Linked DNA regions of Homo sapiens: region 1 is linked to region 2. A link is a loop called in an ENCODE intact Hi-C map of the cell type or tissue named here. Cell type or tissue: PC-3. All regions are shown on one strand. Links, peaks and the distances in the headings refer to the core of each region. The heading gives the core; the rest is flanking DNA. Region 1 overlaps N4BP1 (NEDD4 binding protein 1). Region 2 overlaps N4BP1 (NEDD4 binding protein 1).

Evidence for each region. A loop is a pair of places that touch in the nucleus more often than their neighbours do. Peaks named below come from ENCODE experiments on the same cell type or tissue, not always from the same donor. Only the 100,000 strongest peaks of a DNase experiment are listed, where the experiment ranks them.
Region 1: it touches region 2 in a loop (5-fold over the local background); 59 of 110 quality-filtered maps call a loop at or near these places.

What each region holds. Positions count from the first base shown.
Region 1 is chr16:48,555,534-48,558,453 of GRCh38, forward strand. The region is part of intron 2 of N4BP1 (NEDD4 binding protein 1); the gene reads right to left. Among named protein-coding and RNA genes, the nearest start is that of N4BP1, 53 kb to the right of the region's middle. RefSeq lists a silencer at 1,585-1,879. In PC-3, for the core only: no CTCF peak of the experiment used is centred there; a DNase peak (open chromatin) is centred at 1,488; H3K27ac peaks cover 301 bases.
Region 2 is chr16:48,605,576-48,608,495 of GRCh38, forward strand. All of the region lies in intron 1 of N4BP1 (NEDD4 binding protein 1), which reads right to left. Among named protein-coding and RNA genes, the nearest start is that of N4BP1, 3.1 kb to the right of the region's middle. In PC-3, for the core only: no CTCF peak of the experiment used is centred there; DNase peaks (open chromatin) are centred at 1,626 and 2,006; H3K4me3 peaks cover 1,586 bases; H3K27ac peaks cover 1,726 bases.

The DNA.
Region 1 (2,920 bases), core at 259-2,758, 50 kb before region 2:
CCAGAAAATATATGTAAATAAACACACGCAATCTTGATAATTCAGGAGTGCTTTGTTTATCTAAAGGCATTCAAATATGGCAAGAAGGTAACAAAGTGACATTTTTAACTAGAAAAAAGACTGGGGGTGGTTCTTTAAAGGGGGCCTCTTTTAATCTTCCAAAAACAATAAATCATCCATCACTCTAATTGCTTAACAGCAGGGACATGCCCAGAGTTAACATCAACCACAGCCCTAATTTGAAAATCCACAACAGAACAACCTGCTGGTTCTTAGAAAAACCAAGAAATATGTATATTTAGTCCTCAAAAGGATAACCCTTGAGATAACTGCACTGAAAAGGTTTTTAAGGTGGCTCCCTGATTACTTTGACAGATACAAATGTGTGCTACCTACTCTCCCTCTTTTCCTTAAAGCTTCTAGTGATGGCAAGAGGAGGAACTGGATAGAGGAGGAGTACCCAGTTCAATTCCACTGGGTCACTATGTAACAAGGAAGGAAATGCAGACCGATGAATTCTGCTGCCCTGGACTCCTTACAAGTCTAGAGGGGGAACAGATGGAGGTTCTAGAAACATCAGCTCTCAACTAAATTCCAAAGTGTTATTCTCAGTAATAAGATCATATCACTTTTGATACTCTAAAAAAATCTCAGGAATGGAATTAAAATAGAGGTTCAAAATTCTGGTGGAGAACATACAAATTTACCCAAAAAATAAAACTACAATGACAAAAAATTAAGTGAAGCCAAATTATTGTCCTCAAAATAATACAGAGGGTCGATTAAGGACCCTTCTTCCTACTTCAAGTCCTATACCCTGAGCAGGCAGACATGTGCTTACTCATCACTGTCTCCTAGCCTCTCTGCAATCAAACCAGAGTAGCATGTTGACAGGTAAACCCAGACCAAAGGTCTATTTCGACCCAAAGTATATATATAATAACACCTTGCTACTTATGGGAAGGCCAAAGCTCTGGGGCTCCCAGTTCCAAATGCAGAATGAACAGTTATCAAGTCTGGGAGGCCAGGTGTCCAGGCCCTCAAGACATTTAAATGCCTGCTTCCATATAATTGGTTAAAGGTTATATCATCTGGTTGTTTGCCATATTATAGAATGCTGGCAACTAAAAGAAAGTGTCCAAAGTGGAGGAGAGATGGGTGACACACAGCTGATAAAAACTCATGGCAGCCATAGCACCAGACAGGGCAGTGTGGGGACAATGGAAAGTCCTTTCTGAGTTACCCAGGAAAAAGCGATTTCTTTTTATGGAACCCTAATATGGAAAAGACTAGTATGGAAAAAAAAATGGCTAAAATACTTAATTCTGGCAAGGGAAGGGGCAAACCCCATCTACATGGAAAACTATCACCCCATATGTCAGGGGCTCTCATGCTGAAGTTTCAGGCTGACAGAGCCCAAATGTTTCTTGGCCACTACTGTGCTGTCTAGCCATACACCACAAACAATTTCCACTTACTCATCATTTGACTCATTCATGGTGACAAGGGGGCAAGAACAAGGTATACAAAATTGGCAGCATTAAACAGGGTACTGTGGAGGTTTTCATGGTGGTATGGGCTGCAGACCTCATTCTGGATAGGCAAATGAACAAAGGCTTTACAAAAATACATCGAAGGGTGGGCCTAGGCTGCTTTAGGGTGGGGCTCACACCAACAGATCCTATTGCTTAAGGACCAAATAAGTACTTCCCCAACTACTTGGGTCAAATCAGTGAGCTTTAGTCAGCAGTGCTATGCAACCCAAGACTTAAGTATCCAATGATGCGTTGGCCTGAAAATTCCAACCTTAACTTCTGCTGGAGGAGAGAGGGTATACAGCAGCTCTGGGGAAAGACATTATGGGCCCAAATCTCTATCCATGTAACCCTGGAAAACATTTTTAAGCCACTTCATGTTGTATAAATTATAACTTTTGACTCACAATTGGTGTGAAGGTTGCATTTTTAAAAATACAGTGCCTGACACATAATAATGGGTGATTCGGCTTTAAAATCTCAAATATTTGTTGCATTAAATATATGGCCTCAGTTAAAAATCTAAACTGGCCACTGGAATAGTAACCATGAAGTTACAAATAGGTAGTAAAAAGCCACTAAAAAAATCCTAAACTGGGCATGGTAAGGCATGCCTATAGCCTCAGCTACTAGGAAAGATTGCCTGAGCCCAAAAGTTTGAGTCCAGCCTGGGCAAAATAGTGAGACTTTACCTCTTAAAAAAAGAAAAATTCTAATTTGCCTTTAATTCATCAACAAGTTTTTACTGAGCTCCTACTATGTGTCAGGGACTATGGGTATTAGAGGTAGTTCACTGAACAGAAGAAACACAAATCAGTTTCTTCATGGAATCTAGTCAAAGTTTATTCACACTTAACATTGAAGCAACTGATTTAAAATAAGGGCTGATTTTTTTCCAACTTCCAAAAAAAATTGAGGTAAAATTCACACGACTAAAATAATCAATTCAATGGCATTTACTACGTTCGCAATGCCGTGCAACCACCACTTACATCTAGTTCCAAAATGTTTGTCACTCCAAAATAAAACTCTATACCCATTACGCAGTTTCTTCCTAGAATATGGGTAAATCTTAATTACTGATATTTTCAGATCAATTTACATCAAATTAAGTACAAGTCTGTCTTCTTAAAGTAACACATTCTCTTGTAAAAGTATTGCCTTTAAACAGAGACATCTGTGAATCCAAAGAAAATGTAAATCCTCCCAAAACAATCAGTTTTCCAAAAAAAAAAAAAAAAGAAGAAATAAAAAAAGAAAGCTTGCAGCTTTCCCTTAGTGTAATAATTGGTGGTTTTCAAAAGAGATGATACTGTACTCAGGGCATTAGGAAATATGTAGGAGTGTGTTTGAGGTGTCACAACGACTGGGGAAGGATATTATAA
Region 2 (2,920 bases), core at 136-2,635:
AATGCCCTCTTATAAGGACTTCTCACTCTTAGACATTGCCTCTCTAGCCCCTGTATTAATGCCAAATTGCATAAAAGTTACTCAACCCTTATTTTCAATTTCTGTACTCTTACTATTGAAAACCAGCAACAGACCACACTGAGCAGCCCCAGCCCAGAGGTGTAAACACTGAGGCATTTGTGGAAATGTAAATTTCTCATGTCCCCCTAACTCTTCCACGACTCTCCACTGACTACTTGCAGGTAAAATCCATGTTCTTCAGCAGGCCCCAAGCACTTTGTGATCCACTGGAGGAATCTGTGATGCAACTGCCCTCTTCCATGCCCCTGTGATTGCACACAGCTTCTTCCCTCTGCCAGGACCTCCCTGCTACCTAGGAAACCGGCTGGCAGAGCAACCCTTCCATTCCTGTGTTACAGAAACACCTTGCACACATTGCAGTTGTTGTATGTATCACACTTTACTGTATCTTCCCCATGTCTGTCTCCCCTAAGAGGCAACGTGATTCTTGAGGTCAAGGGGCAACCGTCAATACACTCCCTGGCACCAGAGAAGTCTTCCTTAAATGTTGATGAGCTGGTGGCCCCACCAGTCAATAGGTCAAACAACTTAACCATCCCTCCTGCCACCTGGCTTAAAACCGACCCCTAAATCCCTACATCCACCACACAGCTGCCCTGTCCCTGTAAAAACCTTACCACCCCCTACCCCCTCATGCCCAAGGCTAACTTGCAACAATGTTCATTTCACTGTTGGTCTTCTGTTTCAGGAAGATTCCATGCTTCTCAAAATCCTCACTGACTATTAAATAAGGTCCAATGACCTTAGCCTGGCATTTTGGTACCTCAGCCTTCATCTTTCCCAGGAGCACCTGGACACCTTTTACCATGACACTCCATGTTTTCTGGGCCTTTGCTCCACAACCACCTCTGTCTGGAAGGTCAGGTACCTGGGAATATTTGGCTCTTCAAAAGCCAGCTGAAGTACTGCTTTCTACGACAAATCTTCCCTTTAACAAAAGTGGTCACTGGTACAGAGTCAGTGCCTGTTTTTCAACCTGCATGCGCACTATCACTGTCTACTAGTAGTTTCCATTTCGCCCCTCTGCAGTCATTGGAGGCCCACCTAACTAAGCTCCACATTCTTCTCTACTCTAGCATTTGCAAAAGGCAGTGAATTCACATTTTAAAGGCAAAACACAAGCAAACCACTTGGTGGGACACAAGACAGTTCATCTTATCTTATTTTGAGCAGAGACACTATAGTTGAAAAACTCTTCTTTGCTCTAAATCTTCCTTCCTCTAAATCTGCTGCTCTTCCACAGCCTAACTTAAAATATTATAGATGTTGGATCAAATTTGCTTTCCTGTTCTTAGTTTTTAAAATCAAAATAATGGTTTTCTCCTCCTTCAAGAAAGTAAAACAAACTCCAAAACAAATTCAGAACAAAAAAGCCCTGATTGTGGCATTCAACTCTTACCTATGAGTCTCAAGGGGAGAAAAAAAAGAATTTCTTACAAGTGGGAGGGTTGACTTATGAGTAATACATATCACAAAGATCAACAAGCAGGAGCACATACTAGCAAGAAACTGTAAGACACACCTTTCCCAAACAGCTTGGCTAAACTGTGTGGCAAGGACAGCCAAGAAAACAGGCATTGGGCAGGTCTGGCAGGACCAGCAGGGCTCTTCTGCATAGCAAAGGAGTCATTCTCCATGCTTGCGATGAGTCTTGAGCAAAAGCAGAACCCAGAGGAGGCAGAACGCACAGCAAAGGCAGAGACTACTACAGTGGAGATTTAAGCTGAAAGGTGCTAAACCAGAACATTGGAAAAATAAAGTGGGGTTGGATTAATCGTTTTGTAAGTCAGAGGAGGAGTTTAGGCTGAATGAGACAGGTGACAGGAGGCTCTAGTAGGTTCCAGGGCAGGAGAATGACTTTTTGCAGGAGGATTACTCTAACACAAGTTGAACCAGGGAGGGAGGGAGCAATGAATGAGTAAAGGCAATGGAGCAAGGGAGGGGACACACAGGAATGAAAGTCTTAACCGCAGCAAAGGCAATAGAAAGGAAAGGAATGAATGCACGTAAGAGATTTTCAGAAGAAAAAGCAGGACTTAATCATGTCAAGCTTTTAAGCCCTGAGAAGTGCAGAAGATTGGATAGCTGGGGAGAATGGACGAAGGGGAATGCGCCTTAGACCAGCTGTCTGCAATCCAACTGACTAAAAAAGTTAAGCCCAGGAAAGCAAACTTGGTTCTATATCTACAATGCTGGCTTTCTGATTTGTTTTGTTTTGTTTTGTTGAGACGGAGTCTCGTGCTGTCGCCCAGGCTGGAGTGCAGTGGCGCGATCTCAGCTCACTGCAACCTGCCTTCCGGGTTCAAGCGATTATCCTGCCTCAGCCTCCCGAGTAGCTGGGCCTACAGGCGCGTACCACCACGCCGGGCTAATTTTTTGTATTTTTAGTAGAGATGCCACTGCACTCCAGTGTGGGTGACAGAGTGAGACCCTGTCTCAAACAGAAAAAAATAGGTAAATAAACATACATCCTTTCTTTCTGACATTCTCCGAGCGTTTTATTACTATTAATGGTTTTTTTCCGATTCTCAAGAACACGGTTTTCACCGTGTGACACAGGACAGTCTCAATCTCCTGATCTCGTGATCCTTCCACCTCGGCCTCCCAAAGTGCTAGGATTACAGGCGTGAGCCACCGCGCCCGGCCTACAATGTTTTAAGTTAAGCTTTGAAGAACTACACAGCTGAGTGCCCCGTCTCCTTTAAGGATGTGAAATGCAAACACTCACGATTTTTTGTTAAATCTAAGAACATCAGGAGATACGACTACTCAGATTCAAGGACACTGACATTACTTGACAAAGCAGGATGCAAAAAGAGGGCCCTTCCTGCCCACCCCG